4 separate regions of the Mus musculus genome follow, and all the other regions are linked to region 2. A link is a loop called in an ENCODE intact Hi-C map of the cell type or tissue named here. Cell type or tissue: heart. All regions are shown on one strand.

The links. Peaks named below come from ENCODE experiments on the same cell type or tissue, not always from the same donor. Only the 100,000 strongest peaks of a DNase experiment are listed, where the experiment ranks them.
Region 1: a loop joins it to region 2, with 2.2 times the contacts of the local background. A loop is called at or near these places in 2 of 42 quality-filtered maps.
Region 3: a loop joins it to region 2, with 2.8 times the contacts of the local background. A loop is called at or near these places in 9 of 42 quality-filtered maps.
Region 4: it touches region 2 in a loop (2.0-fold over the local background); 2 of 42 quality-filtered maps call a loop at or near these places.

What each region holds. Positions count from the first base shown.
Region 1 is chr7:89,788,500-89,796,499 of GRCm38, reverse strand. The region is part of intron 4 of Me3 (malic enzyme 3, NADP(+)-dependent, mitochondrial); the gene reads right to left. Among named protein-coding and RNA genes, the nearest start is that of Ccdc81, 110 kb to the left of the region's middle. In heart, no CTCF peak of the experiment used is centred here; no DNase peak of the experiment used is centred here.
Region 2 is chr7:89,514,237-89,522,236 of GRCm38, reverse strand. It overlaps Prss23 (protease, serine 23), which reads left to right and starts at 4,651. Exons shown (of 2, transcript NM_029614.4): 1 at 4,651-4,790. In heart, CTCF peaks have their summits at 3,965 (motif pointing left) and 5,502; DNase peaks (open chromatin) are centred at 4,016 and 4,676; H3K4me3 peaks cover 2,716 bases; H3K27ac peaks cover 2,018 bases.
Region 3 is chr7:89,903,574-89,911,573 of GRCm38, reverse strand. Ccdc81 (coiled-coil domain containing 81) reads left to right here and starts at 7,945. Exons shown (of 15, transcript NM_001162979.1): 1 at 7,945-8,000. In heart, a CTCF peak has its summit at 3,434 (motif pointing right); no DNase peak of the experiment used is centred here; H3K4me3 peaks cover 276 bases.
Region 4 is chr7:89,778,953-89,786,952 of GRCm38, reverse strand. Me3 (malic enzyme 3, NADP(+)-dependent, mitochondrial) reads right to left here. Exons shown (of 14, transcript NM_181407.4): 4 at 452-527. Among named protein-coding and RNA genes, the nearest start is that of Ccdc81, 120 kb to the left of the region's middle. In heart, no CTCF peak of the experiment used is centred here; no DNase peak of the experiment used is centred here; H3K27ac peaks cover 489 bases.

The DNA of each region.
Region 1 (8,000 bases), 270 kb before region 2:
ACAGCTTGTCTGGGACAAGGCCAGAGGATTCATCAACTGCAGGTGGCTGGTCCGTTCTGGCAATTGGGCAAGAATCCTCACAGAGGCCAAATGACAGAAAGACAGCGTTCCTTGCATTCTGAAGATTGGGTTGGGGGCTGCAGAAACAGCTGGAGAGAAATCACATCTAGCCCCTCTCTCCCCTCCTCCCTCCCTCTCTTCCCTCCTCCCTCCCTTTCTCCCCTTCTCCTTCCTTCTCTCCCCTCCTCCCTCCCTCTCTTCCCTCCTCCCTCCCTTTCTCCCCTCCCCCCTCCTTCTCTGAGAAACTGAACAATCTCAGACTGAAACTTGGGGCATGAGACATGAAGGAGGAGATCTAAGAAAAGAAGAAAAGGAAAGACAAGAAAGTCAAGTTGCCACTACAGCCACAGGATTTTGAGGGCAATGTGTAAAGAACAGAGCTTGCAACATTTCCTAGAATCACAGTTTCTTACGAAGTCAGGTAGATTCTTTGGTTGTATGGAGATTCCTTTTTGTCAAAGAATCACCGAGGGCTAATTATGTACTAGACACAGTTCTGGTACGAATTTTGCCTTTATCAGTAGACAGGTGTTGATGGAGCTCATGGTGATGACAGATATGACTATATGATCATGATGGATGCTCATTCTTCAGTTAAATATTTATGAAGCACCTGTTTGCTAGTAAGACATATCCTGGGGCGGGGGAGGGGCTTTTGTTTGCTTACCTATAAAATTAAATATGTGTAGACCCAAGTGAGAGAGGGAGCATATTTGTTAACAGTTAGAGCTTTCAGACAGAAGCCTGAGAGCAACAGGACAGTGCAGGGCAGGAGAGATGGAGATATTCCTGTAAGGCGACTCACTCTCGTAGGTTTTATAGATGAAGGGACACACCCACCTGGCATTGGACAGGAAGCAGCTGTGGGGTATAGGTAGAATGAAATACCTTTCACAGGAAGGAAGGTGAAGGCACGTGTAAAATGTGTGTGAAAAGGAAGGAGGTGTAAATCCTTGACTGGGAGAATAGGGAGTGAGGGAGAAATCAGTGAAGGGTCAGAAGTATCAGGCCAGGGGCAATCCCTTGCTGTCACAGTCAAGTTGTTTCTATGTCACTGTAACACTCTCACTATCATGGGCTCCCATTGTCTCTGTAAGAGTTAAGCCTATAGGCACCTGATTCATCTATTGAAATCTGGCTTTTGACCAGGAATGAAGACTAGCTCTGAGCTATAGATGTCTTGCATGACCCTGTAGTGCCAATGGGCTGTAAAGGCTTAGTTTGTCTATGCAGAGACAATGCCAGGATAAAGAGATTGAAGACCTGTTCTTGCCCTGGAAGAGCTTGTGATTCAATACACAAAGATGTCTTCCCACTTTTTTACTTCTCCAGGAGTGAAACACACATGAGCTACTCCTGCCATTCTGTAGAAAAAGGTGCAAAGATTGTAAAAACACTTCTCCATGTCAGGAAGTGAACTTTGAAGAGTGCAGCAGACACATGGAAATCATGCTATTTCCTTTTCAGATGGCTCAACAACTTTTGTGGTGAGTGATTACCACCCACATCCAATACTCCCTCCTCCTCTCACAGTCCAGCCACATGAATGGCTAAAGCTGATAATTCCACACACAAGTGAGCAAGTGGAAACTCAAAATCTTCCTGCTCTATATACACTTGTCCTGTGTCAGCTGAATTTTAGTTATTGGGTTAATGGTTCCATGTTAGTTATCTGAGAAGCCCAGAAGACTTGTCAAGGTCATCTTGGAAAATGTGGAACCCCTCCTAGTCAAGCTTTGGGTTTCTGGTTTAGAGGTGTCTCTGCCACTCTATCTCACTTGAAGAAAGAACCTGTGCTCTTGGCAAGTCTCTCCCTGCCTCAGCACCCAGTCTCTGTACCTGCCTCTTCCCTCCTCTGGGCAGCATTTCAGCTAAAGCCAGTACCCTCATGCTTCCTCTGGAGGCCCAAACTCTACAACTCTCTACCATCAAGATCAAAGCTTACTGATTCAGGTTCCCATTCTGTGTCCTTTGTTTGTTTGTTTGCTTGCTTGTTTTGTTTTGTCTGTTTAAAGGGAAGCTGTTGTATGCATCTTTGTCTGAATTAAAACATTCCTTCCTATGGAGAAGAAGGGTAGGCTAATAAGACTCATGGAATAAACACAACACATAGGGCTCAGAGATTCTAAACTTAAAGGAAGTTCCTGAAAGTTACAGGAGTCACAAGATCCTTTTCCAAGATTACATAAGCAGTTACAATCACAGCGGGGAAGAGACTCTTTGAATGGCCAAGCTTCCTGCAAGGTGAGCAGGGAGCTGCAGGGATGCAGTTTTTAATGAGTTATTACCATACTGGGCTGGGCTTTTCATGGTGTTGCTGCCTAGGAGTTGCCTATGCTCCTGTAAGTAGCCCCTCAACCATACTACCCAATAAACTCACTGGTTCACCAAGCTATACTTAGGAGGGGCCATTTCTTTGATCTGTTGTTAGTGCTCTATTTGGGGTGAATGTTCATGTCTCCCAGGAGGCTATCAGTGCTGTCTCCCAGACTGGGTATGTTCCAGGGAATTAATTCCACTGCATGCTCAACTGTTTCAAAGTGAGTGCCTCACCATCTATCATTGATTTTCAGTTCTATTGTGCAAATGGTTGACTAGGTACAACAGCTTCTCAGGATGCTTCGCTCCTCTTCTTTCTTTTAGGTCCTCTTACTGACAAGTGTCAAGTTCATTGTATCCAAAACTCACTTTTTATCATGTCATTTCCAAAATCAAATGCTATGCTAGCTAATTTTATTTCAGCTTGACGAAAGTTAGAGTCATTTAGGAAGAGGAGACTCTCAATTGAGAAAATGTCTCCATAAAATTTGCCTGTAGGCAAGTCTGTACTTCATGCTCTTGATTGTAATTTGATGTAGGAGAGTGCAGCCCATTGTGGGTGGTACCATCCCTGGGCTGGTGGTCCTTGGTTTGATAAGAAAGCAGGCTGAGCAAGTCTCGAGGGAACCATCCAATGAGCGATGATCCAGCATGCCCTCTGTTTCAGGTCCTGTCTTCAGGGTCCTGCCTTGAGTTTCTATTATGTCTTCTCTTCATAATGGGCTATAAGCCATATGATGAAATAAACTTTCACAAGTTGCTTTTGGTCATGGTGTTTTATCACAAAACCAGAAACTCTAAGACAAAGACCTTCACTGATCTCTAATTGTCCCTATGGATACCCAAGACTTTATATTATGTAACATATTTTATGAAAGTTATCATTGTTATGTCTCTCTATGTAATTGCAACCTCTTGGTAGTGGTCCCTTCACCCTGAGAAATGCATCTTTCTCTCAGCCGTTGTATTCATTCCCCGCCCCGGGAGGATCTGTCTCCTCCTTCAGCTGCACAAGGTTTTTCTCTCCTGAACTGTTAACACTTGTTGCATCTAATGCTCTGTGTTACCTTTCTACATTCTGCAAACACCTAGTAAGAACCTTCCGAGTACCAGGACTCACACGGAATACGACTGTTGGGAGCTGCCATTTGTATGTCCAATACTGCCTTCAAATCCCATCACTTCCTCTACAAATGGGTTCTTAGATCTTTTCCTCCTTTGAAAATTTTTACTTTGCTACCTTCCTGTCAGGGGCAAGGTAAAACTAATGGCTCTTTGGAGGTCCTATGCATGGAACAAGAGCTTTGGGCTTTTGTTTCTTGTCAAGGCCATCCCTGGCAAGGCCAGCAATGGACTGGTGCCAGGGCTCTGGAGGCCACCAAGGATAGAGCCTGGAGCTGGACAGTTTCTCTGTAAAGTTGGGTCCAAATGTTCCAAACGATGAGATGTAAAACACTCTGCTTATTGTACCAGCATGTATCTTGCAAAAGAAGAATGAGACTTACTCTGAGTTCCCCATAATTCTGCTGTCTCATGAACATTATTGATTTGTTTTTTTGTTTCCTCATTTGAATGTAGAAGGAGCTGTGATTAATAGACTCTCTAGCTTGGGACCGCAGTCCTCTCAGTCCTCCTGACCCCAGCTTTTGATTCTTTGTCTTCTCATCCTTGGTCTTCCCCATCAGAGTCCCCGAACCCAGGGAGAACTGATGGTCTAATTCACCTGCCCTCTTGTTTCCCCATATCTCCTAAGCACAAGACCCCCAAACTTCTTCGATGTTTCTTTGTGTTTTGTCAACCATGGCCAGCTGGCTATCAGGTTCTGTTGATCTTGCCTGCTCCATCCTTCTGCCATCTGGTCTATGACTCTCATACCATTTCTATTGCCTTTGACCAGCCAGTCTCCATGTCACAAAGCACTCCTGTGATTTTCTGACTCTTTTTTTCACTCTTGAAGTCTTTCCATCCTGTTTTGTTTTTACAGAGCACATCTGGATGCATCCATTTCTTAACTGCCCCTCCCCACAATGAAACAAAGACCAGACATCTTCTCAGCTTGACCTTTAAGGTTTCCACTTACTATCCACTCTGCCTTTTGGTCTTTTCTGTCTTCTCCATGCTGCATCCCAACTAAGCTATTTCTGGTTTTGTATGAGATTTGCACCTCCCTCAATATGTGGTATTTTCTCCAGCAACTCTTTAATTTCCTTGATTGGAATTCTACCATTTTTGTGTGGTTCAAGGAACAATTCAAAATTCACTTGTTTCCATGAAGCTTCCCTCCTGGACTTACTCTTTTTCTTCGATCACCCATAGCATTTTTCTTTGCCCAAAGTAGCCATCACTCCTTTCGTTGTACTATAAATATTCATGTTTCCATGTCCTTCATAATAGTTGTAAGCTTTTTTAGGGGCAATGTTAGGTTGAGTTGTTTTTGATTCCCCAGCTTTTGGCTCTGAGGCCAGCAATGTGAAACATGCTTAATTAGTTGGGCAAACGATAACTCTAACAGTGCATAAAATGGCTTCTTGGCTGGCCAGGATTCAAAGCTGGTATAGTTAAGTTCAGAGGGAAGATATTTCCCCCTCATTATTCACGATAGCAATCGAATTAATGCTGAGAACCACTTTACTAGTTCAGTGGGTTGCCAAGGGCTTAGGGGAAGTCTGGGCAGTGTCTTTGGGTTTGAAAAGCCAGCAACAATTTCTGGAATGACAGAACTCCAATTTCTTTATTTGGATGTTGGAAAAGTCATGGTTTCCTTCACATCTTAGACAAATAGGGATGTCTGAAGGATGGTATACTATGTTCTTTCTTGTCTGTCTTCCTCAGACCCGTGACCTTTTCTGATTTATTGGGTATGTCCCTTAGTTTAACTAACCAAAGACTGACTGGAAGATCATGAGTCCTCCATTGCTCTTGGGCTGCCTTAGATTTATAGCTATGATCGTGGGCTTCCTGCAGACACGTTCAAACTGTTTTTTTTCTTCCTTTTTTCTTACCCTTCCCTCTCACCATCCTTTTCCCCCATTGCCTTCTCCCCTACCCCATAACATATATAACACACATTCTTTAGGTACAAATCTTGGTTCCACTCCTCACCTGCAAAGAACCTAGCCTCTGAGATCCCTTGTCTATAAAGCAAAGATAAAAAGAAGTCCTGTGGCTATCAAGAGAAGGCAGTGAGTCAATCTGTGCAAACCACTTGCATAATCCTGCATGAAGTGGGACTGGTAATGTCTGCTCAGTGTTGCTTCTTATGCAGGAATGAAGGAGCTGATTTCCTACTGCTTCTCTTAGCTATTAACCTATCTGGAGACTTTTCTCTACCTGAGCCATCTTGCTAGGAAGCCACCCCTCTTCCCAAGTTCAGCCTACAGCCAATGATTGATCGATCACACCAAGACTACAGAAACCTAACCCCTCTCCACCAAAAGTCATCACAGCTCCCAACCTGCCTTCTAGGATTTGCTGAGTCTTTCTCTAGACATTACTACAGGCAACTGTGACTTTGTGTTCTTTTCTGCCACCTCCTATGTATAGATGCTGACCCAAGAGATCTTCTTGGGTCAAATTGACAAGTTAATTTCTTTTTCAGAGTTTTTCAGGAAGCCCTGTCTCTGACACCAATACAGAAGTTGTGTGTCACACTCTGGGCCTGTGCATGATAAGTAGGCACAAGGTCTTAGCAATTTGGGCCCTGTTTTAACACCTGTATGGCTGGTGCTTAGTGGTGGAGGCGGCTGCTTGGGCTCCACCACCCTAAGGCCCCTCTTCCCAGAAGTGTTGATACTAGGCTGAGAGAGATATTTTGGACTCTGGGAAGCTGACAGGGAGAGTTCTCAGTTGAGTCTTTCCCTTTGTAGTAGGCAATGACCACTCTGAGAAGGAGACAGGACAGAGATTTTCACTCCTTTGTATGATTTACGCTGGACAGCTCTGGGTGACCTCCTCCTTGAAGAAGAAAGGCCACAAAGCTTCCAAGTCCTGGGCTTGAGCCCTGGGTTTCTCCTAGTTATCTTCTCCTACAGTTCAGTGTTTCCTGGCGTTATAGCTAAGAAAAAAATTATTATTATTATTTTTTTAATCTTCCAAATCGATTCAGAAAGTCCTCTGAAATCAACCTTCTTCCCTAGCCAAGCACCGAGCAACACTAGGATCCAAACCCTTCTGAGGCCTTGAGGAACTGCCTCTCTGAGTCAGCTGCTGGGGGAGAAGGTGCTCAGAAACAAGATGGAGTTTGGAGAACAGCACTCACCCTGTGGGAGGCTTTGTATTCTGCACGCTCCTCTTAGCCATGTCCACTTGACTCTTGCATGCTCTTTTGAGCAACGTCCCCTCTTTCCACCCATCCTTCAGGGCCCAGGTTGGGACTTTCAGAAGGAATCCGTCCTGGGGTTTGATCTCAGTGTCCTCTGAAAAGTGTCCTGTGTGAGCTCTGAAGGGGTGATAAGCAGAGTCCCTGTGGAAGTGGGGAGATCTTATCCCCCTCTTTTTAAAGGAACATAAAGGACTGCAGCTTGGAACATTCTGAACTTTTGAAAGGGTGCCTTGGATAACGGGAGGGAATCTTCAGAGGAAGGCTGTTGAGTGGAGTAGGGTAGAGTGTGGTGTGGGTTATGGAAAGTCCAGTTAACTCCTGTTACTTTGTTTATACACCATGACACAGGCTCTATATTCAGAGTGCCTAGTTTTTCCAGAGAAGCCAAGAATCCAAGATCTTACTATACATTTATTGTTTTCAATGAAATATGATTTTAAAATATTGCCTATAAATTAAAAAAATTTAACAGCCACCAAGGGCCAAACCAAGCATATCTGGCTACAAGACATGTGACTACCCATTTGTGGCCTCTGATTCCCAGAAGAAACTTCTGCTTCCTTGGTTGCCCTTTGGTTCCCATATAGCTACAGGCAGCACAACTGCTTCCAACACCTCCTAGAAGGACAATATTCATTTGTGTGCTCTTCAGTGTGCACAGACACTATTATGGCTAATCCATAGCAGGGATGGGAAGCTCAGAAAGGTTATTTGCACAGCAGGCAAGGGGAAGGCTTGTGATCAGAAACCCCTCTGTGTCTGCTTGCAAAGTCAGGGCTGTTCTCTGAATATGGTCACCAGAATCTCTCTAAAGTGAGACAGGAATAAAGGGTGGATGCTGTCCCCTTTGGAGCTTCATGAGAAGGGAGGCTGGGCAGCTTGTATCCTGTCTGCAGTTTGCACCGAAACTTCCTCTCTTTGGCATGTCGTTCTGCCCTGATTTCCAGGTAATCCTATCTAACCTGAGTGTGTAAGTTTCTTGAATTTGGTCCTGCACATCTTTGTCCCAGGGGACTCCCTCAGAGCAGATGCTTGATGAAGGGCAGGCAAATGCAACGGAATTGGATGGCACTCAGCAGTCTAGATCGGCTCATGTATCTTACACCCTCCTTTGATGTCTGGATGTCTATCTGGGGTCTACTTGAGATACTCTTCCTTTAGAGAGACCATAGGCGCCCGATGCTATTCCTCTAATCTCTGTCACCGCTTCTCTGGTAGCTAGTAGTTAGTAGTTTGATGTGTTTCGAAATATGTTTATTGAAGCCAATAGCTACTTAACTTTCACAGTGCTATTTTGAAT
Region 2 (8,000 bases):
TGGAAATGATTATTTCAATAATGTTTCAATCTTGCGTCAAAGCATAAACATCGTCGGTGTTTGTCGGTGGTGTGTGATATTTCAATATACACGTGTACTGTGGAGTGCTTTAGCCAGGAAACAGATCTCCTCTGAAGTAATCTAACTGATAGCTTCCAAACTGACTAGCTCAGCTCCTTATCGGAAGCACTAGAACAGGAGAGTCCCGGACGGACGCAGTGCGGACTCGCAGCTAAGGTATGAGACAGGCCAGCAGGAGCCTCAGCCGTGTGGTCTACTAGAGCAGAACTTGGGATCCTGACTGAAGACTCTAACCTCAGTGTCCTGACTGCAAAACGGAGGAAACAGTAATCCCTGAATTCTCAGTACAATTAGTGGGACCATTACGAGATAGACACCTCACGAAGTAAATTAATCTTACGGAGGGAATAGAATTTGTATTGTGAGGCTGCCTTGGGTATAGAAGTGAGCCAGCCATGTACGTTCTTGTATCACCACATGATGCCCAGTGACCTATTTTATTAGCACAGGCACGTCCATCGTAGATTTCTCAGCCACGAGACTCATGAGCCAAATAAGTTTCTGTTCTTTATAAAGTATCCAGTGCGTGGTGCTCTTTTTCAGCAGCATATGACAGACTAACATATCTCTCTTTTTCTCTTTTATCTTGAAGGTTACATGCAATAAAATATACCCCATGCCACCAAGCATAATGTGTTCATTAAAGGACGCACCCATAATCTTTACAGCCCAGCCCTAGCTCTGCTCCCTCAATCCTTGCAGATTCCTCAGTTATACAGTAGAAATGCTCTTCTCGTCATATGGCAGTGTGGTTCCACAGACTCAGTAAGATAATGTATATTAAAACCTTGCCCAGAATCTGGGGGTGTATGTATCCCAGTGGTAGAGCTTTAAGCCGGTGTGAGCAGGTGCTGTATCCGATCTCCAGCAATTCAAAGTGACAAAGGCAGTAAAATGAAACTCCCGGGCCTTTACCTTTTGAGTTCAATTCAAATCCCATTGCCTCGGGGAAGTCTTCAGACCTGGCATAATAAGAAGCAATGATTCTCTCCCATTTTCTAACTCATGTTTGTTCCTTGACCTAGACTATAATTCCCTTTACCTTGTGTCAGATTTTGTTTTATGACCATAGCTTTTAATGACCTGCACCAAAAGGGTCAGGGGCATTTGCGCAGCCCCAGAAATTTTCAACACAGTGGACAGACAGTAATCTCGCAGGCTTCACCCCGAGCGCACTTCTAACTCCTCAACTGCAGTGCACATAAAAAGGGTTGAGAAGGCAGTGAGGGGGCTGGGGTCCTTTCCCCCTGGGGGGAAGACAGACAAGTACAGAAAAAGAAAACAGCAGACATCTATGTGCGGCATGGGAACACCTGCTGTTTACACAGAACACATCTCTCAAAGGTCAAAGTACCCTACAGATCCATCATGTTGCTGTCCGTATGGCCGCCGTGCAGATGACCTAAGGGCCAAATTATTTTTCTATAACGAATCTAGGAAACATCTAAAGCCAGAGTCCTGTTTAAGCCCTGGACCCTCTGTACGTCTGTCTGTGCTGTTGTTTGTTTGTTAGCTGTTTGGGGAGAAGACGGTAACAACTGGAACTGGCCGAGAGAGGGAAGTGTTCTGAGGCCCGTCTGTGCCCCAGTTTTTCTTTATGATTGATGGAAGTAATATTTGTTCTTCCTGGCTCTACTTTGAAAACTACAACTGTTAAGAAAAATAAGCAATAACTGTCAAAAAAATGGACAGAGGTCTTGCTATATGAAAAGGCTTCAAAACACCGTCTCTTTGCACAGTGGAGTAGCCACAGCTCATGTTTATTACCTGTTCCCTGCACATAAAGAACTATTCTCAAGCACATTCTGCGTATTTATCTATTCAACCTTTAACGCAACCCCAGCAGCCCTGGTTGTATAGAAGGGGCTACTGAGGCAGGGAAAGGTTAGGACAAAAGCCACAATGCTAGTCAGGAGCAGATCCTGGCAGGGTACCACACAGAACTGTGGGATCTTATGACATAGAAACAGTAGCACTGGCACTGTACTATATAGTCTTGGACAAAATAGTTCTCAATGCTCAATGTGTTTATATGTAATGGTGAGAAGCCTACAAGGTCAAGATTGAGGATAGACATGATGTCAAAACAGAGGGACCAAGTCTTTCATGCCATTTTAGCCATTCCTGTAAAGTAACGGAGCCAATAGTTTAGTTAGCCCACATATCAAAGGAGCTCTGGTATTAACGCTGATAGGCAGCTAACAACACATCACATGGCCGTGTGGCCTCTAAAGCAAGCAGTTATTTACTTAACTAAGAGCAGATGAAGCTGGAGGGTTTATCTGGGTTTTTCTTTGGTAATAATTCTTGTGCCTTTGTCATTTCTGTGACCTCTTGAACTGCACTAGGTTTTAGTTGGTGTAGTCATAAAGAGTTCCAAGTCCATAAATATAGCTCGATTGGGAGCTATAAACCCTGGGAGACCCGTAATTTAATTTGTTTTACTTGTGTGATCTCAAAGAATCACTCTAAGCATGTTCTGGATCATTGAGATAACCATCAGTACTACTTTTCTATTGCTGTGATAATACCACATGGCCAAGGCAACTTAGAGAAGAGTTTATTCCAGCTTACAGTGTGAGAGGGTCAGAGTCCATGGAGGCAAGACATGGCAAGCAGGAGGCTGAGAGCTCAGACCTTAAATCCCAAGCACAAAACAGAGAAGGTGAACTGGGAATGGTGCCAGCCTCTGAAACCTCAAAGCCCACCCCCAGTGACACACTTCCTGAGTCGAGGCCACACCTCCCAAGCCTACCTAAACACCACCACCAACTGGGGACCAAGTATTTTAAATGCCAGAGACTATGGGAAACATCTCATTCAAATCACCAAGAGTTAATCTGGTTTTTATGTGCTAAGCTTTGGCCCTAGGAAATTACCACTTTCACAGTTATGTTAACAAGAAAGAGAGCTGGGAAGAACAAGAAGTGAGAGAACAGAGTGTTTTAGGGCCTTGCACAGACCACAGGAGTGGAAGCACTGTGGAGAACTGACTGAGAGAAACCCTAAATTTTACTGTTCCGGAAGAGAATCTTTGTATTCGATCAGTTTGAGTTTTATTCTTGAGTTGTTCAAACGTTTAAGTTTTCACCTAGCTTTATGTATACACTCACATTAATGGATTGTTTAAAAAGAAAATGTAAGCTAAGACAGGGGAGGTCTAAGAAGGTTTTGCCTTTAACGTGGTGGACAATACTAGTTTCCTTTATGTTTGAGAAACACTACTCAACAATGTGTTCAGGGCTTTCCTATTTAAAGGCAAGGCAAACACTAGCTCACTGGACATGTCACTAACATCCTGGTGTGGAATAGGATGTCAGGCCCTCCCTTTCTGAGGGCAAGCTTTGACAGGAAAAAAGGAAGGCTACTCTGGGATTGACAGGAGAAAAAAGAAGGAGGAGGAAGAGGAGGAGGAGGAGGAGGAGGAGGAGGAGGAAGAGGAGGAGGAGGAGGAGCAGGAGGAGGAGGAGAAGGAGGAGAAGGAGGGAGAGGAGGAGGAGGAGGAGGAGGGAGAGGAGGAGGAGGGAGAGGAGGAGGAGGAGGAGGAGGAGGAGGAGGAGGAGGAGGAGGAGGAGAGAAGAAAACGACCTCTGCAAAATTTTGTCCTACTGTTCAGGAGCTGTCTGACTGCTAGCAAGATTAGGCCTCTCCAGTCCTCCAGTCCTGAGGGGAAATCCACAGCTCCACCCTTTTCATCTCCATGACCTGCATGAAGGGTTGGTTCACAGAAATGGATGTGTGGATAGTCTTAAGAGACTACTAAGACTATATAGCATTAGATATTTAAATAGTGAGGTCACCAGGCTGACTCAGTCCCCCAGGTGTGGACTTCTCCAGTGATTTAGGGAAACAGGCACCATAAGCTAGGAGGTGGCTCCACCAGCTGGTGCCCTGGTGCCCCAGTAAAGACCAGGCCGGGGGCGTCACCAGTCAACCCCTGGGAAGCTGCCAAGTCCGCGATCCCTTGCTGTGCTCTGGGACCCAGTATGCTAGCAGCTGAACTGCAGGGCCTGCAACCTCGGTAGCCTGCCTCTGGATTACAAACTGAGGTACACTCTAGAAGCGCTAGAGGAGGAACTAAGGTGGAAAGGAGCTCGGTCGTCACTATTCAAGGCGCACAGAATGCGCACGGGTGAGGAGCTTACAAGTTTGAATTCTGCTTTGCAAACTTGCCTAGCGGCGCTCCACGCACCCGGGGTGCTGGAGGACTGGAAGGTTGGAAGGGACCGCCCACTCTGGAGCATTGCTTTAGCAGACTCTGGGCAATGTAGACCCCTAGAACTTGGTGTGAAGTTGTCTAGAGCGGGAGAGTGCAAGAGTCACTGGTAGGAGCCGTTCATCGGACACGGTGCAGGGGCATCGAGTACGGGGACCCGCTGGTGGTGACGCGCTGCGGAGACCCACCTGCGCGGGGCCCGAGGGTTCTGGACCTCTGAATAGCAGGGTGACGCTGGCTGGAGGCAGGCGGCTAGGGGAAGGGGAGGCGACGGCCGGCGGGCTGCGCGGCTCGCGGCTGGGGGCGGGGCGGGAGGGCCCGGGAGGCGAAGGGGAGGGGATGGGGGGCGGACCGGGTGCTGCAGGCTCTGCTGGACCTCAGGCTCGCACTCGGCCACTCTGCGGAGCAGGCATGGGAGCCGCGCGCGTCCTCCGGGCGCCCACACCTGTCTGAGCGGCGCACGGCCGCGGCCCCGGCGGGCTGCTCCACGCGGGTGAGTGCGATGCGGGGACCCGGCGTCTCCCGCTGGGTCCGAAGGACCAGGCGTGTGCCGGAGCCGGACAAAGAGTCGGGTGCGCGCGGGGTGGGGTGGCTGCGGGTAACACCGGGGAGTTTGCCGTGGCTTCCGCACAGACTCTGGGCTTAGGACAAGAGCCTGAAAGAGCCTCCCTCCCCGGACACCGGCTCTGTACAGCGTTTGGATTCACTCAGTGTCTCTCTTAAAGTGGATGGGGAAAAGAAGGTTTTGAAAGCGCTGTCTTGGATGCAAGGTGTTGTCTAGGGGTCAAGTGGAGCTGTGTATGGCAAGGTGTCCCTGGAGAGGTCAAGGTAGGCTCTCCCCCACGAACACACACTGTAACCTCTACCATTTTCTTTCTTTGAGTTTTGCGCCTACTGTATCTGACTTCATCGTGCTCTGAGCATTAATTTTTAACCTGGCACGTGACTATGAACACACCTTAACAAGCAAGAAAAAGTCAGCAAACACAAGTTGGGATCAGGCTCTGTGCTGGGTGCCGACTTTGCTCTGAGTGCTAAATCTAGAAAATTATGCCTGGGCTATCAACAGTTGTTGGAAGCAAATATTTCTTCAGCATGTAGCCATTTATCACAAATTGCTAACTGAAAGAAAAGATTTGCCCTCCCCTAGAACTTTTAAGAGAGGAAGATGTGTTTAGATGGAGCAATACCACCCCCTCCTGAAATGGAGCCGATTCTCCCTCCCACCTCCCTCAGAGCATCCCTTGAGAAAAGCCTCTGATTAAAATCCTGTTTGTTTTATTGTCCATTGGGTGACATCCACGAGAATTTAGAAACAGCCCGTAGCCTGTGGAAAGTTCCAGATGATTCAGGATCTCGGTTAGTATAGAAATTGCTACTCCCAGGTCTTGTAAGTGAACTTGAGAGGTCCTAGCGAATGCCTTAAGGACAGATAGGTCAATACAAAATAGCCTTATCAGGCTCTGTGAGAAGAGTTTGATTTATAGTTGAAGTTAGGTTTTTCCAAAATCCCTATTGCAAATTAGTATCAGGATATTGTTAGACATTGTTTCGGGGGGGGAAAGTGTTTAAAAGAACTATTACCTGTCTTTCTAGGAGTCTCCTAGGAGTGAGGTACAGTAGTGCATGCCTGTGAATCCTAACACTTCGAAGGCTGGGGAAGGCCAGTGAACTTGAGGCTAGCCTGTGTTATTCAGTGAACATTTTTAAAGAGTCTCTTAGAACTGGATTGGGGACGGGATAAAGAGACCGAGGATTCTTTTGAAGGCACTACATTCATTTTTTTTCTGAGTGTGCCATAAATATATGAATAAATCTTCACTTGTATTTTCCATTATTATAAACAGGCAGTAGGCAGCTTGTCATGCTTTCTCTGACCTTGGAAGGAAGCAGTCTTCCAAGGTAATTAATATGGATTTCATTTCTGTCTCACTGATGACTATTCAGGTAGACAGTGGATGTAGGTATATTTTTCTGCCTGTGGCCTAAGTGCCAAAGTTCCCATTAGTGTGTCTGAGAACATTGTTGGCCCAGGTCTGCTGTGCTAATAGTCTCAGGTTCTCCTGAGCATCCCTCCCATGGATGTTTTAGGAGTTAATGCACCGGGCATTATTCATGCATAATTCCAAATAACTCCAGGGATTTCGTTTCTCATGGTCTCACCATTGACAGCACTCTGTAATTGCTCTGCTGCTAGGCTGTCTTGGGATTACTAGGATGGCTCATTTTGCCTAAAACCTGATAGAGAAGTTAAGCTCTGTGTGACCATGAGATTGTACTTGATTTGCTGGGCTTCTTAAGTCCCCTCCCGTTTCCTTACAAGACCATCATTCTTAAGCCATACTGTGACTGGGTCTGTCTTGCCTTAAGGGGTTATGTGATTCTGGAAAATGAGAGCAAGCTTGGCTTCAGTGTATTCACAGAGCTTTGTTCATTTGTAGGCATTTGCTTGGGGAATTAGCAAAGCCTCATTGTTCAGTGTCCCTGGCTACAGATTTCATGGAGGACCCTTTGTCGCTCTTCCAACTGGTGTCTAGCATGAGCACCACCTTCATGTACTTTCTTACATTTTATTGTGGTCACAGGAAACCGTACTTTGTAGAATAGACAATAGATGTCTGAAAAACTAGATGTTCTCTTGTAGCAATTGCTGGCTTCTAGGAGTTAAATCATTCATTCAAACATTGTCCCCCATAAGGAGAACTGAGTTGTTAGCAGTTTTGAAGACTGTCCTCTAGAGAATCACAAAAGTTATTCTCAGTACTCCAGTCCCTAGTCCCTAGTCCTCAGTCCCTAGGAAGGTTATTGTCATTGGCACATCTGATAATGTGCAAATTCCCTCTACCATAAAACTATTATTGGGCTTATGAAGTATGTTTGTAAAGTGTAAATATTTTGATGCACTAGATAACTAGACAGTGGCTAATATTTGCAACCTGGGCAGGGAGTGTGTAGTCTTCTTGTGAGTCAGATAGTCAAAGCTGGAAAAGAAATGCAGTTTCTCTATTACTAAGTATGATGAGAAAAATCGCTGTTTACCTTGCTTCTCCATTTTGCTTTGCTACTGGGTGAAGTAATTCATAAAAAACATTTAGTTGGAAAGCTTAGAAGATAGTTTATGTGCATGAGGAACCTGTATCCTGCAAAGGTTCATTCCTAGAAATGGAATGTGACAGAACTAACATTTTTTTTTCATCCAGATTTAGCTATAAGAAAGATAAGGTTTGGCAATCTTCATTCCTTTCAAAAGGTGTTGGCTTTCCAAACAGCTCTACAAGAACAAGATGATCCACTTTTAAATACTACAGGATTTAAAGTTAGGTAGCACATGCATCATGTTTCTAGCTGAGAGATTAAAATTGTGTATGTTACATCCCTGAATGTCTATGTATAAATCACTTTAAATAGGATGACAGAGCAAATTACTTTGGATGCTTATAACTTTAATAGCCAAGTGCCAGTTTAAGTCTACATGAGGACTTCACATTTAGTTTTATGTCTCAATTGCTCAGCAGATATTCCCAATCAATTTGGAAAAATGTTCTGCACTAATTTCTCGAAGTCTATGTCCCTTTCTATGTTTGGACTAAAGTTTTAACTTTCAGAGGCTCATAGAAACCTTAAGGAAAATGTAGAATGAAGATCGTCTTATCATGTCAATGAATGCAGTTCAACACCACTGCGTACTTCTAAGCCTTGTTTC
Region 3 (8,000 bases), 390 kb before region 2:
TGTACGTATCAAGCCCAGTAAGAGGGGCATTGTAAGCAGCTGCTTGCTCATGGTTAAGTTGTTCTCAACTCAGATAGTGAGAAGTCAAGACAGAAAAATGTACTGGGTTCTTCAGATAATTGCTTTTCCATTTGCAGCATGGGAGGGCCTGAGAATAAAAGCTTGCCTTCATAATTGATAGCAGACCTGGAGTGTGCACGGACAGACTCATAGAGGAGAGGAAGGGACAGAAGGAAAAAATGAATGAAGAGAGAGGGAGAGAGAGAGAGAGAGAGACGGAGACAGAGAGAGAGACACACAGAGACAGAGAGAGAGAGACACTAATGGAGACATTCTTTTCAAGAGTCCGGAGAACCATATTAGAGCAATCTCCCAATGCTGTAAACTAGACATGCTACATGTATGAGGAGCAGTGCTGGGGACATTGCTAAAGGACTCCTAGGAAGGAATTGCCACAAAGTTTCATGGGGGTGGTTCTGAAACAAGACCTGGAGACTAAACTAGAAATGATGGAATGATAAAATAATTCAAAGGATTATAACAAGAACTCAAAGTCTTATGAGATGGTTACATTTACACACTATTAGAGCATCTGTTCCTTCCATTGAAAGAAGTCCAGTATGCATTTGATTATGTTTAATATCCCAGTTCTCAGAATACTAGTTTGTCCCCCTAATGAGATATCACACTTATCTTTCCCAGAAGTCTCTCTGTGAAGACACTGAGAAGAGCCTGTCCACTTTCTGACTCCAAACTCAGGAGACCCTAACTCTCCCCCTTCCTTCTGCCTCCTTTCGTTCAGATGCCCAGAGTCCAGGCATGCTTTCCCTAGCACTGGGGACTTTCTCAGTTGTCCTTTGAGCTCCCCACTCCTTTGGTCTGTCATGTGCTTGCCTGCAGACCTTCGTTGCTAAGACATGCCAATTTAGTAGGAACCTTAGTTCAAAGGGCATAGCTTTCTCTTCTCCATCTCTCAACTCCTGGAAACCATTGAGATTAACAGCTTGTCTGCTCTTTTATTTTAGACTAGTGACATTGACATTCTTCTGAGCCTGTTTCTGAATTCTTTTATTAACAACACTAGGAACTAGAGGCTGGAGAGATGTTGTTAAGGGCACTGGCTGCTCCTCTTACAGAGATTCTGAGTTCAATTCCCAGCAACCACAGGGTGGTTCACAACTATCTTTAATGTGATCTGATGACCTCTTCTGTTTTTATTGTTGTTGTTTGTTTGTTTGTTTTTCGAGACAGGGTTTCTCTGTATAGCCCTGGCTGTCCTGGAACTCACTTTGTAGACCAGGCTGGCCTGGAACTCAGAAATCCGTTTGCCTCTGCCTCCCGAGTGCTGGGATTAAAGGCATGTGCCACCACCGGCCGGCTTGATGCCCTCTTCTGGCATGCAGGTGTACATGTAGGTAAAGCACTCATGTACTCATAGACATATAAACAAACAAACAAACAAATCAACTAATCAGTCAATTAATCAAGACTTAGAACCCCAAAAGGGAATCAATTTTCCCAGAAATGTGGGGTATCCTGCTCTATCATTCTCTTTCTTGTTCCCCAGTACAGTTCAGTCTCACTGAACCTGTAAGGCCATCCTTTCAGCTAGACTGGTCAGTGAGCCCCAGGGATTTCCCCATCTCGGTCCAAGTCACAGCTGTGCTGGGCCATCCCTGACTTTTTACGAGAGTGCTAGGGATCCGAATTCTGCCTCTCATGCTTGCCAGCTAGTGTTCCTTACTCACCAAGCCATTCCTCTGCTCCAAGTTCTTTTCTCTAAGTATTAGCTAGACCTTACTAAAACCCAGAGCTGCCCTTCACTAATGGGCCAGCTGAATTCTCCCCAGTCGATGGAGTCCAAGGTACAGAGCAGCACGTGGCACTGCCCGTTCTCTCCCTCACCTTTCGAGAGAGCCAGGTAGGACTGCCTGCTCAAGCTGTCAGGAACCAAACATCTGAAGAACAAATCTTGCTTCTGTTCTCTTTATGAAAGCCACTCTTTATGTTCTCTTTATGAAAGCACCGGATAAAGTTCCAGCCCCTTTGTATCTCGTAAACTCTCTTGTGGGATGTTCCTACTGGATGTGTATGTGCACGCCCCCACCCCCCATCTGCATCGTATCTATATGCTCCTCTCCCGAGGGAGATCTCTATGGGGAGTCGGTGTGGGGGAGAGTAAGGGCCAGCTGAGGAGTCCCTGCCAGCTGCAGCTGTTTTTCTCCTAAAGTAAAAGATTTGATGTGCTGTTAGGTGAATTAATTTCTATCCCAGAACTACACAATCTAATCTACATTAGGCAAATCTGTCTAATTTTCCTACTGGCATTTGTTCTTCCTCTGGTTTTTGACGGATCGGATCGGCATGTTAACAGCATGCGGTTCTGCTGGAACCGCGTGGGTAACTTAAGCTAGGCTTTTAATAGGTCTCTTTCATCTGACCGCTTCGTGGGAGAGTGGCTAGCCTGCCTCTGTTGTTACCAATGCAGTAGTCTGACATTTAGTTGTTTTTATAAATTTGTCAGCGACAAGGTCACAGACGTTACCATGCGTTATTTTGAGGGAGTTATTGGAAGTCCGTGTGTGTTGGGGGTGGTGGTGGTGGTGGTGGTGGGGGGACAGGGGACAGGGGACGGACGCTACACAGTGAGAGAAGCTGCAAGAGTCAGACAGGTAGGAATGGAAGGAAAGGAGAGCCGTATGAGCCCTGACAGTTTCCTTTGATTGGTAGAGAGGAAAGCGTGCCGCCTCTGCATGGTTGCCTTCCAGATTTTCCTGCTGAGTGTGATTGAACCCCTAAATCACCTTCTCACATGAGCTTTGGTTGCTCACGTAGCCCCTGGTCCTGCTGAGTCAGGGGTGGTCTGGGCTGTTCCCTTCAGCTTCTGGAACACTGTGTGGTCACTGGGAAATTTGTCCCACCGAGATCATGCACAACACGGATGTGTGAGTTCCAAAAGAACATCTGGATGTTCTTAAAGGGATCAGAACACTGCAAACGCAAGCCAGATGTACTCTTACCATCAAACAACCAAAACGCAGGATGAAAGGATGGAAGATTTAGGATGTGACAAAACGAGAGGAGGGGGAAAGTGAAAGAAGATAGGAGTCCGGAGAAGACTGCTTGGTCTCACTTAACACACTCATGCAGACCAAGGTGGCTTTTTTCCCCTCTTCACTGCGGTTCTCAACCTTCCTAATGCTGGGACAGTTCCTCGTGGTGTGGTGACCCACAACCATAAAATGATTTCGTTGCTACTTCATAACTGTAATTTTGCTACTGCTATGAATCATAATGTAAATGTCTAATATGTGACCCCTATGGTGGTCGTGGCTCACAAGTTGGGAACCGCTGTGACTAATAGGATTTTACAAGGCCTCTGAAAGCTGGAGTACAAATTAGGCAACCTAGAAGTAGTTACCCCGATCACCACTAGATGGCGCTTTACAGAGGGCGTGTATACAGGGATCCTGGCAAAGTGTTGAGCAGATCTTAGCAAGCTTGCTTAAATAACCATTCATGAAACATTGAAGAAATTCAAGTTCTGAAGAGGGTTACTTAACCCAGTTATATAGGTAACGGTTGTAGGTTCATAATAACATCCGAGACTTGTGTACAAAGGTGAAATAGAGGTTGGAATGAGAACTCCAATTTAAGAAAATCCTATGTGGTAGTGGTTCATGCCTTTAATTCCAGCACTCAAGAGGTGGAGGTAGGCAGATCTCTGAGTTGGAGACCACCCTGAACTACAGAGTGAGTTCCAGAGCAGTCATGACTCCACAGAGAGACCCTGTCTTGAAAAAATAACCACAACAAACAAAGGAAATGGAGAATCAATGAAGAAGAAGAAGAAGAAGGAGGAGGAGGAGGAGGAGGAGGAGGAGGAGGAGGAGGAGGAGGAGGAGGAGGAGAAGAAGAAGAAGAAGAAGAAGAAGAAGAAGAAGAAGAAGAGGAAGAAGAGGAAGAAACCATTAATTGTAAGAGAGCAAGTAGGGGTGTATAGGAAAGTTAGAGGTGGAAGGTGATGATGGTGTAATTATATTATCATTTCAAAACAACAGCAGCAGCAGCAACAGCAACAGCAACAGCAACAACAACAACAACAACAACAACAACAACAAGGAAGAGTTAGGGTTTTACTGCTGTGAACAGACACCATGACCAAGGCAAGTCTTATAAAAAACAACATTTAATTGGGGCTGGCTTACAGGGTCAGAGGTTCACCATTATCATCAAGGTGGGAGCATGGCAGTATCCAGGCAGGCATCGTGCAGGAGGAGCTGAGAGTTCTACATCTTTATCCAAAGGCTGCTAGTGGAAGACTGACTTCCAGGAAACTAGGGTGAGGATCTTATACCCACACCCACAGTGACACACCCATTCCAACCAGGTCACACCTATTCCAACAAGGCCACACCTTCAGATGGTGACACTCCCTGGTCCAAGGATATACAAACCATCCCAGCAAGCTTCCCAGGTGTGTGGAATGTGTGGATTTAGACTAAATTATGGTGATTTTATTGTTTGGCTTTGATTAGGTTTTCAGATCTTAGGTAGGGCCCATACTTTGGGAAGTGGGCTGTGTGGAATATCTACCTTGGTTATATCTCTAATAGTTCCCACTGCTGGGGACTAGAGAAAGGGCTCAGTGGTTAAGAGCTCTTGCTGCTTTTGCTGAGGACCAAAACTTGGTTCCAGAACCCATGTCAGGTGTCTCAGTCACCTGCAACTCTAGCTCCAAGGGACCTGACACCTGTCCTCTGAAGGGACCCCCTCCCCCAACATTCAACACACACACACAGAGGCTCACAGACACATATTAAAAAATATATATTTTTTGAGACAGTGTTTCTCTGTGTAGCTCTGGATGTCCTGGAACTTACTATGTACACCAGGCTAGCCTCAAACTCAGAGAAATCCTCCTGCCTTTATGTCCGTAGTAATGGGATTAGAGTCATGTGGCACCATGCACAGCCCCAAAATAAATCTTAAATAAACTACAGCATTTCCATTGCTTTCCTGGGTCAACTCTTGCTTCCTAACTTCCCCACCTTCTCATCCATTGTCTTTGTTCAGCTATATTGGACTCATTGAACTGCAAATGCTTATGGACCACTTAAGAGTGCCTTAAAGGGGCTGGAGAGATGGCTCTGTGGTTAAGAGCACTGACTGCTCTTCCGAAGGTCCTGAGTTCAAATCCCAGCAACCACATGGTGACTTAGAACCATCCGTAATGAGATCTGATGCCCTCTTCTGGTATGTCTGAAAACAGCTATAGTGTACTTACATATAATAAGTAAATAAATCTTTAAAAAAATGGCTACTGTAGGTTCATATACTTAAATGTATGCTCCTCAGTTAGCAGAAGGATTAGGGAAAGATTAGGTGTGTCACTGAGAGTGGGCTCTGAGTTTTCAAAAGACTCACTCTGTTCCCAGTGTTTTCTCTCTGCCTTGTGGTTTTAGATCAAAACATGAGCTTTTAGCAATTCCTTTGCTCTGCCATCATGGTCTCTAACTTTGAAGCCACAGGTAAATCAAAACTTCCTTTTATAAATTGCCTTGGTCACAGCAACAGAAAAATAATTAAGACAGATATACTCGTTTTGACTGAAAAGATGATGAAAGTCTTCACAATAAAGAGAAAATGTAAACATTCTACGATGGAAGAGGAAGGCATTTCGGGAGGTGGGAACACTGTAGTGTAGAGGTGAGGCCACCACCGTGCCTCGTGTGTGGTAGAGCTCGCATGGCGCATCCTCTGTGAAGGCTGAGGAGATATGAGCAGGAAAACTGCCTCCTCCTGTTCCCTTCGCTCTCTGCACTGCTCTCTCTCTCTCTCCCCTTTTTTTTATTGGATATTTTATTTATTTACATTTCAAATGTTATCTCCTTTGCTGGTTTCCCCTCTGGAAACCACCTATCCCATCTCTTCTCCCCCTGCTTCTATGAGGGTGCTCCCACCCACTCCCGACTCCCCGCCCTGGCATTCCCCTACACTTTGGGTATATGCCCAGGAGTGGTAGAGCTGACCTACCTATACTAAAAAAAAAAAAAAATACAGTATCTCTAGCATGATACTGTAATAATAATATAATATAAAACTATTACACTGTAAAAATAATATACAGTGTTATTCTACTTTCATTCTGTTGCTGTGATAAACTACCTAGATGAAAAAGCAACTTGGAGGGGAAAGGGGTTTATTCCACCTCATAGTTCTAGGTTACAGTCCCATTATATCAGGGAGGACAGAATAGCAGGCACTTCAAACATTGCAGGTTGGGAAGAGAGAAATGAAAGTGTGCATGCTTACCTTGTGCTCAGCCCCACCTCCACACAAACAGGGTCTCGGATTCCCTGCCCACAGCACGGTGCCACCCATAGTGGGCTAGGTGTTCCCGAATCAATTAGCATAACCAAGACAATTCTCACAGGCAGGTGCACAGGCAAATCTAATCTAGTGAGTCCCTCATTGGGACTCTTTACAAGTGAGTCCACGTTGTTTCAAGTTCACAATGAAAACTAACCATCACAAACACTATGTGTGAGTGTGTTGCTGTCCAAGTATGATATTGTGAGGAATAACGATGTCTGTATAATAGTCATTATCAATGGAACACAAAGAGAAGCACCCTGGTTCAAGTGTACAATTGCAGCCTTTTTATTCTCAGCTGCAAAGCAGCCTTTTTTGGGTTTGGTAAACACGTAAATCAGATAAGATGTTTAAAAATGGCAACTGTGGACCACCTCCCTTTCCTTTCAGGTGGTGGTTTATCATCTCCGGCCTCCGTTCACATCACAGGCCAATAGCTCCTCTCGGCTCTTCATAGCAGCAACCACCGTGGAAATGTACTTGGCGTAATCTAAACCAACCACGTCTTTTCCATGACCCACCAATGTACTCTGAGTTATGTGCACGTGAGAGATGAGTATATATCACCAAAACCAAAAGTCTTGTAAGAGGATGCCTTCAGTATCGTGATTCCCAATGTCCACAAATGAAAACAACTCAAATGCTTCTCAAGAAGGGGATGGCTAATATGTCCTTTATTCACAGAACAAGGCAAGTCAAAGGAACAGATAGCCACCACATAAATGACTCTATTTCTCTCTCTCTCTCTCTCTCTCTCTCTCTCTCTCTCTCTCTCTCTCTCTCTCTCTCCCTCTCCCTCCCTCTCTCTCTCTCTCTCTCTCTCTCTCTCTCTCTCTCTCTCTCTCACACACACACACACACACACACACACACACACACACACACACAAACACACACACACACACACACACACACACACACACACACACACACGTCTTAGAAAGTTCAAACACTTTCAAGCTAATATATAGTTTAGGGTAGCATAATGCCCGCAGGGGAAGGCAGGGCACTTCTGTGAAGCTGACAGCCATGTTTCCGGATGGGCTTGACATGTGCACACTTAGCAGGCAGGAGAACGCCAAAGTCATGTGCAGGAATAGATCTGCCCCATTCCTTTCTCTATAGGAAAGGGAAAAAGCAGAAATAAAAACATGAACTGCCTTCATTCTCCTGCCCTCCAGTTCCAAAGAGGGGAGCCTGGAAACAAAACAAAACAAAACAAAACAAAACCTTGACAGAGTTCAGCTCAAACTCAAATCCTCAATCAGATCCGACATCGCTGTCGGCCAGCACGCTCTCCCACCACAACCCCCACCACCATTTGCTCTGGATGATTACAATATGGACCGCCTTCAAGGCCAGGTCTTCTCACTGCCCTGAGCAAGAAGGAAAGAACAAAGGTTTTGGGTGTTTTGTTTTGTTTTGTTTTGTTTTGTTTTGTTTTGTTTTTTCCCTTTCTTTCTCTTAAAAATGACATTCTAAAGTGGCTGGCTGAGCTTTCTACAGATCAGATTCTCTTAGGGGGCCGGGCCTTGAGGCCCTAGCAACCGAGCGAGCCTTTGTCGCGTCATAGCAACAGTTTCAGCCATCCCTTTCCCAAGGCCTTCTTAGTTCAGCAACCCTCC
Region 4 (8,000 bases), 260 kb before region 2:
GGTAGGTACTTAAATGAATGCTGAACGTTTCTTTAGACTAATATTAGGAAGTTTACCTAGATATGTAGTTAGTGTAGATCTTTTTTTGTTTTATTTTGTTTTGTTTTTGTTTTTGTTTTTGTTTTTTTTTCGAGACAGGGTTTCTCTGTGTAGCCCTTGGCTGTCCTGGAACTCACTCTGTAGACCAGGCTGGCCTTGAACTCAGAAATCCGCCTGCCTCTGCCTCCTGAGTGCTGGGATTAAAGGCATGCGCCACCAATGCCTGGCAAGATCTTTTTTCTATGATGCATCTGTGGTGGCTACAGAAAATCTGTGATCAGGACCCATGTAATGAGGAAAGTATCCTGTCTTCAGTGCCACAGTGGCACATTTCATAGGTAGAATTAACACCAATACAGATGGCAAGGATTCCTCCAGCACCAGGGCAATAACAATGAAAACAGGATCATACCTTAATATTGTCTTCTGGCCAAGAGTTCAGCATTGTTGCAATGTGGCCCTTGTCATGAATGGTGATGAACAGCCCACTAGGAAAAACAAAACAAAACAAAACATGTACACATAGAGAAACCAGGCAGTCAGTGCAGAAACAGAACAAAGATCATGAGCCAGCGCATCAATTGCATTGCTGAGTTTTACCCTTAGCTCCAAAGAAGATGGATTTTACCCCAAAGCTCTGGGAGGTCCTGGTGTCTTTCCTTCAATTGTTTCTCTCCATAGGACCAGGAGTGCACTGGGTCAAGGGCTTACTCATCTGGAACAGTCTTCTCTAGAGACAGAATCCTCTCTCTCTCTCTCTCTCTCTCTCTCTCTCTCTCTCTCTTTCTCTCTCTCTCTCTTGGCTTTTCAAGACAGGGTTTCTCTGTGTAGCTCTGGCTGTCCTGGAACTCACTCTGTAGACCAGGATGGCCTCAAACTCAGAAATCTGCATGCCTCTGCCTCCCAAGTGCTGGGATTAAGGGCGTGCGCCACCACTGCCCAGCCCAGAATCTTCTCTTCTTTACTCTAGATCTGGCACTAGAATCCCCAGACTCACTAGCCCCAAGAGTGCCTTAGCAACTGTGTGGGTCTGTAGTCCAGGCACTTGCTTTAGAGTAAAAACCACATGGCCATGACTACAATGTGGACACGAGGGTTGGGGAGTATGGACATGTATGCATCAGGCACCTGAAATGGGAGTTGTGGCTGGGGATGGGAAGAAGGGGTGGGTGCTTATCATAAGATGCTTTTTTCTTCAGGACAGGAGTCTAATAATACCAATTCAAACCTAGCCTTCCAGTCTACTGTAAAAGTATTATTTATTCACTGTAAGTAAGTTGTTGTCTTGTCTGCTATCCTAGGCCTAGTTCCGGAAGCTTCTAGCCTCCATACAATCTAATCTAGGTCTAGAATGTTTCTATTCTCTGAAGCTTAAACTGAATAATCTCTAGCTCTTTCTGAACTCTGGCTGGCTGGCTCAACTCAGCTGTTCTTGCGCAAACTCCTTTCCAGACTTATTCAATCTGGCTTCTCTTTTGACTTCTTCTTTTTGCACTGCTTGGCCTCAAATTAACTCAGGCAATCTGTTCTAACCTTCCAGCTCCTTCTCCTTGTCTGGCTCATTCTGTCTTCACCTTTGTGTAGCTTGTTCTGTCTCTGCAACCTGTCTCTATACAACTGTCCTGGTAAAACTACCTCCTTCCTCTCTCTCCTCACTACCCCCTTAAGTAGCTCCCTCTTCTCTCTCTTCTCCTGAGAGTTGGGCATATCCTAGTCTGTTAAGTCTTTCTCTGATTCATTACTTTGTCCACCAGCAAGACATCACTTTCAAACATAGGTACTTCCTTCTACAAATTAACTTTAACCTTCATTGTTTGGGAGTAAAGATGTGTAGAGGGCGTGTCTGTATTCCACTCAGAGGACTTAAAGGTGTGTGGTAAGGGCTGAGCCACACTACAACTAGAAACAGTCCCACCGCCCTCCCCCAGTAAATAACATAATCTCTGTTTTGTTTTTTTGTTTTTTTATATGCTTAAAATTTATTTACAGTTAATAAGTTAAAAAGCAATACACAACCAAATTGTAAATCTCATTCATATGCACATTAAACTGTCCAGGGAAACACTTCAGTTCCATTACAAACAATTGCATTCTAGTGCACTTAAGACATAACAGTTTATCAAAAAATAGCTGAACACACCAATAAGGGAAATATTATGTATGTATGTTCATTAAAAATCACTGATAATCTCTGGTTTTACAATGAGATCAACTAATTCTGCAACAGTCTACTATGAGAATCCAGTTGTAAATGTAAGATAATAGAATACATTCAATTTAATATCTTATCACTTGATTTAGTGTGTTTAATGTTTAGACTTAAAGGACATGGAGTAGAGGTAAGAGAATATGTGGGATTCAGGAATCCCTTCTTTCTCTTTTTCACTCTAGTAGATAAGCATAAAATTTATATACTCAAGTCTTCATCATTCTAGAAATGAAACAAGATTTCTGGCTTCTGGTAGTGACACAGAATACCCTTGCTCCAAACAACCATTATAAAGTCATTCATTTATAAACAATTTATTTTACCATCATGTTTTAAATATATATCTGTGGGTCTGCAGCAATGGCATTGGCTAAATGATGTTGGAAACTGGAGGAGCATCTGCCTTTGAAAGCAGCGAGTATTCTGTGGCTCTGCAGCTTTTTGCCTGAGGGCAGTCCAATCTTCAAACAGCTTGGAGCAACAGAAAGTCACAGACTTACAGTTGAGGTGCCTGAGAACAGTTTTGGTATTAGAAAGAACATCTGGACAGTGAAGAGGGAACTCTGAAGGGAGGAAACTTCAGAGAGAATTGACTCTCAAGTCTGGGTAAAAAAATTCCCAGCCATTGACTGGCCATGAGCAAGAAGCCCAAGGAACTGAGTGGAGACATTGGTTCTTGCTGATTTGAGAAGATGGAGCTTAGAATGTGAATTCAGCTTAGTTAACTCTCATAGGACAAAAAACTGCTTTTTAGAGAAACAAATACAATCCAGCATCCATACACGTCAAGGTACTAGAGATATCCATTATGATAACCTGCTTATTTCATTTATACTTGAATTTCCAAAATTAAATGAGTGTGTGTGTGTGCGCGCGCACACACACACAGACGTGCACGCATGCATGCTCCTATACATGCCTGTCACACATGCCTGTGAAAGTCAGAGGTTGAAATCATGAATTTTCTACCTTATGTTTTGAGATAGGGTTTGAGTAGCCTGGAAGCCCAGCAAACCCCAGAGCTTCCTTGTCTCTTCCTCCCTAGTGCTAGGATGGCAGGGGCTCATTGCTGCCCTCAGCTTTTTTAAATGTAGCCTTTTAGGTTCTCACATTTGCAGAAAAGGTGCTTTTCCCACTGAGCTGTCCCTCTAACCCTCATGAAGTATTCTGAATGTCAGGCCCATACTCTGATCACTCTTTCTCCTCTCCCCAGTACTAAACTAAAATCAAATAGAACTAAAACTAAACCAAAACAAAACCCCAGCTTGCCTACAGAAACCGCCTGTTTTGATGCCTTCCATTAATTCTCCACCCACCATAGTAGCACCCTGTTACCAAACCTCCGGTGACATTCACCTCTTTGAAGGCAAATGGACACTTTTCAGCCCATCATCTCTGATTTGCTTTTTTAAAAAACGAATCATTTGTTTTTATTTTATAAGTGTTTTATCTACATGTGTGTATGTGTTCTATTTGTGTGTAGTGCTCCCAGAGGCCAGAAGAGACTGTTGGATTCTCTTGAGCCAGAGTTACAACCAGTTGAGAGCTGTCTGATGAAGATGCTGAGAACCGAACCCTAGCCTTCTGCACAAGCAGCAAGTGCTCTTAAGAGCTGTTTGTCTGTCGGTCCTCTGACTTCTTGGACAGAATTTTGACAGAATGATACTAACCCCCAACCAGCAAATGTTGGTCTTTGTGAGTGAGTCTCCTTTCTTTTTTTCCCCCCTTCTCTGACTGCTCTTATTTATGCGTTTATGCTGGTCACCCAGCCGTGTTTGTGATAACATTCCTCAAATACTTCCTGTATCTTACATTCAGTCTTCCGCTATGCAGCCTTATCAATGCCAAAGGCATTTGGACTATGAATTTCAAATATCTGAAGACAAGAATTTCTCATTTTGAGTGCTATTGACACTTTACGTTAGAGAATTCTTTGCTGTGCAGGTGAGGTTGCCCTGAACTTTGCAGCATTTTTGGCAATCTTTCTCTCCCATTATATGCCAACAGCACCTCATACTCTGCCATAGCAACAGCAGCAGCAGCAGCAGCAGCAGCAGCAGCAGCAGCAGCAGCAACAACAACAACAACAACAACAACAAAATGTCTCCAGTCATTAGCAAATATACCCAGAGGGGACAAAAATCATCATAGTCTTTGAAGGGATTGTTCTAGACCTATGTCTTAACTGCCTGTCTGACACATGTCAAAGGCACTCACATGTAACCTGTCTAAGGCCAAATTTATGATCTAGCCTTTCACCAATGTGACTTGAAGACAAGATAAAACACAGACTCATTCCTTTCATTCTCTAGCTGTCAGCCACACTGGCTTCCTTTCCAAACTCCGAGTAGCCGTGGGCCTCCTTCCTCACGTTGTTGAGGCTTTTCCTTCTGCCCAGTACCCATGTGCCTCCTCACTCTTCTGAGCTAATTCGTCCTTATTATTCTGATAATTTCCAAACCAGGGTAGAAGGCCCTTGTTATGAGCTCCATGTCCCTTAAACCTACAAGCACACATATATTAGTGTGTGGCTCCTTGCCTAATTTCCCCACATTAGATTGTAAGCATCACAAAGGCAAGGTCTGCATCTGCATTTGTTGACGCTCAGCACCAGATCCTCCTGTTTACTTCTAATACATGCTGTCTTTGAACAAGGAAAGACTCGAATCAACAGATGTTGACGATGTTCAAGTGATAAAGGAGAAGACTGTTGAATAAAATAAGGTGAGAGTTGGCACAAAGGCAATTCGCCTGGCTGCCCTGGAGGGATCCTGGGAATTGGGTGATAGTTGGTGGTGCTAGAGAGTGCAGATAAATGTGTGAAGGGTGGAGGGTGGGCCAGGGAAAAGAAACACACTGAAGATTTGGGGTACAGGGTTCTACTTTTGAAGGGGGCAGTGTAAACATCTGATTAGCTTACTCTTAAAATGTCATGGCTTCCAGGTGAAGAGTACTAGAATATATTACCCTAAACTATGCCTCTTCCACCTAGACACTATTTCGAGCTATTTCATTGTGAACTGAAGTTTTCTGGGGTAAAAAGAAGTCACACCTGTGTTCTACAAGGCTGATTAAAACTGTGATGATGGAGAGTTGGAATGTTGCCAGATTATCTTCTGCTATCTTTAGCTCTCAGTGTCTGAGCCAGCATCCTTTGATTTTTCAGATAAATGCTTTTGGAATGGATTAACAGGTCTCTTATTCTACCAGAAGCTAAGAATGCTATTAGATAATATCTGAAACCTGGAACAGATTAAAATTTTTTTCTGTGCTGTAAACTGCCTACCTGATGTTCCCACCAAAATATTTGAAGAATGCCTTGATTTATAACTTCCGTTTGCTCTGTGACTATAAAAATTTCCTGCAACTGTTGCCATGTTGAAATAAGGCATTTGAGGAACCTGAATCCATGTTCCTGGGCCATGTTCACTCATGTGGTTCCAGAATGGGAACTAGAAAAATCATTCTGAGTGAGGTCACCCAGACCCAGAAAGACATGTGGTTATGTCCTCACTTGTAAGTGGATATTAGCCATAAAGTACAGGATAATTTTGGGTCCACAGACCCAACAAAGCTAAGTAACAAGGAGGGCTCAGGGATGTGTGAATCTCACTGAGAAGGGGAAATAAAATAGACATCAAGGGTGGATGGGGGTGCTGGCTGGAAGTGGGAGTTGGGGTGAAAACAGGAAGGATCAGGTGGGTAGAGGACCGAAGGAGAGACAACTGAAATGGGGAGGCATCTCTGGGATGAGCTAGACACCTAGGGCAATGGAAACACCCAGGAATCCATGAGGGTGACCCTAAGACTCCTAGAAATGGAGGATATGGAGCTAGAAATAGCCATCTCCTGTAACCAGGCAAGACTTCCAATGGGGGGATTGGGACCCCAACCCAGCCACAAAACTTTTGACCTACAATTTGCTCTGCCTCCAAGATGTGCTGGGACAGGAATCTAGCACAATCATCACAGAGGCTTCACCCAGCAAATGATGGAAACAGATGTAGAGACCCACAACCAAACATTAGGTGGAGCTTGGGGAATCCTTCAGAAGAGGGAGTAAGGTTTGTAGGAGCCAAAGGAGCAAAGGACACCACAGAAAAACCCACAGAATCAATCTGGGTTCATAGGGGCTAACCAGGGAGCCTGCATGGGACTGACCTAGTTCCTCTGCATATATGTTACAGTTGTCTAGCTTGGTCTTCATGTGGGACTCCTAACAGTGGGAGCGCAGGCTGTCTCTGACTCTTTTGTCTGCCTTTGGGACCCTTTCTTCCAACTGAGCTGCCTTGTCTAGTCTCAATAGGAGACTACACACCTACTCTTACTGCAGCTTGATGTGCTAGGGCTGGTTGATATCCATGGGAGGATTTCCTTTTTCTGAAGGGAAAGGGAGGAGGAGGGGGTAGGGGAGGGGAGGAGGAGGGGAAACTGCAGTTGGGGTGTAAAACAAAGAAAGAAAGAAACAAACAAATATCTGTCCTCTGTATTGACAATAAGAGGGAGAAAGGGACAGGGAGACTTGAACAGTTTTACATTAAACTTTTGAGCTGATGAACTGTTAGAAGACTTGTTCATGTTTTCTTTTAAAGCATCTTTACAGGGGCTGCAGAGAACAGACTATAAAATTTCCCACTTTTGAAATTTATTAAGAGCTTTAAAAAAAGTGCATATAAACTAGAGTGAAGGAATGTCCTGGATGTAGGGTTTGAGACTTTTTTCTTTCTGTAATTCTTGCTGGTGGGGGTGGGGGGTTATGATACTATTTAATAAAAGGATTGCAGGCCAGGCAGGATTCTCAAGGGGTTGCAGGGAGAGAATGAAATCCTGAGTAATGTGTACTGTTGACATGGGCATGGGGGCACGTTAAGGACCCCAGCGCCTCAGCTCCACGGGGCTGGACAAAGTCTTTCCTGAGCAAGGCTCAGAGGGATGGCAAAGCATCCTTGAGTCTGAATGTAAATGCTGACGATATGTGCAGAAAATGTCCACTATAGCTTTCTCTCCTTGGATGATTACAGCCTGAAGACTGCTCCCCTACAGAGGTGGCTCATATAGAAAATAACTAAACCTGCCTCCTGTTCAGCTGTATGCAGCAACCATGCCTCTCTGTTCAGCTGTAGATAATGAACACGCTAGCTTCCATACTTCCATGGTGCTCCAGCTTCACCATCTACATTTTTCTGTGTTTTGTGTCTTTCATCTTTTCACTTCTTCACTGCTCCGGTTAGACCAGTGCTTGGAATCATATGGCAGGTAGGGGACTGGGGGACACCTTCATATTCAGCCTGAAAAGCATCTAGACCAGTACAGAAAGAAGCTCCTGTAAAATGCTCTCTGGAAACGACTCTCAGTTCTAGACTCTGCACTCAGGGGAAATCAACATTTCCAGCAGAACAGGTGATGGGATGGATGGCTATTCTCCACTTCTGTAAGACGTTTATTAGCTGAGGAATGCAGAAGCTTGCTGGCATTCCTCCTCAGTGGCCTCAGAGTACCTCCGTACCTTAAGAAGCCCCCTTTGCAGCCCTGCTTGGCTTCACCCCAGGAACTCAATATCCAGTAGGCACTGAGGCTGTAGCAAGCATTTAAAGCAGCACCCACAAGTGATGAGGCTGCCCTGGGAGGACTGCCAGAGGAAAGACAGCAGAGACTAGGGGTTAACGAGCCGGCTCTGCAGCCTCAGCGTCTAGCCTCCAAGCCTGGTGCTGCCAGTGCCTAGCAGCACACCTATGTACAAGTTTCTTTTCTG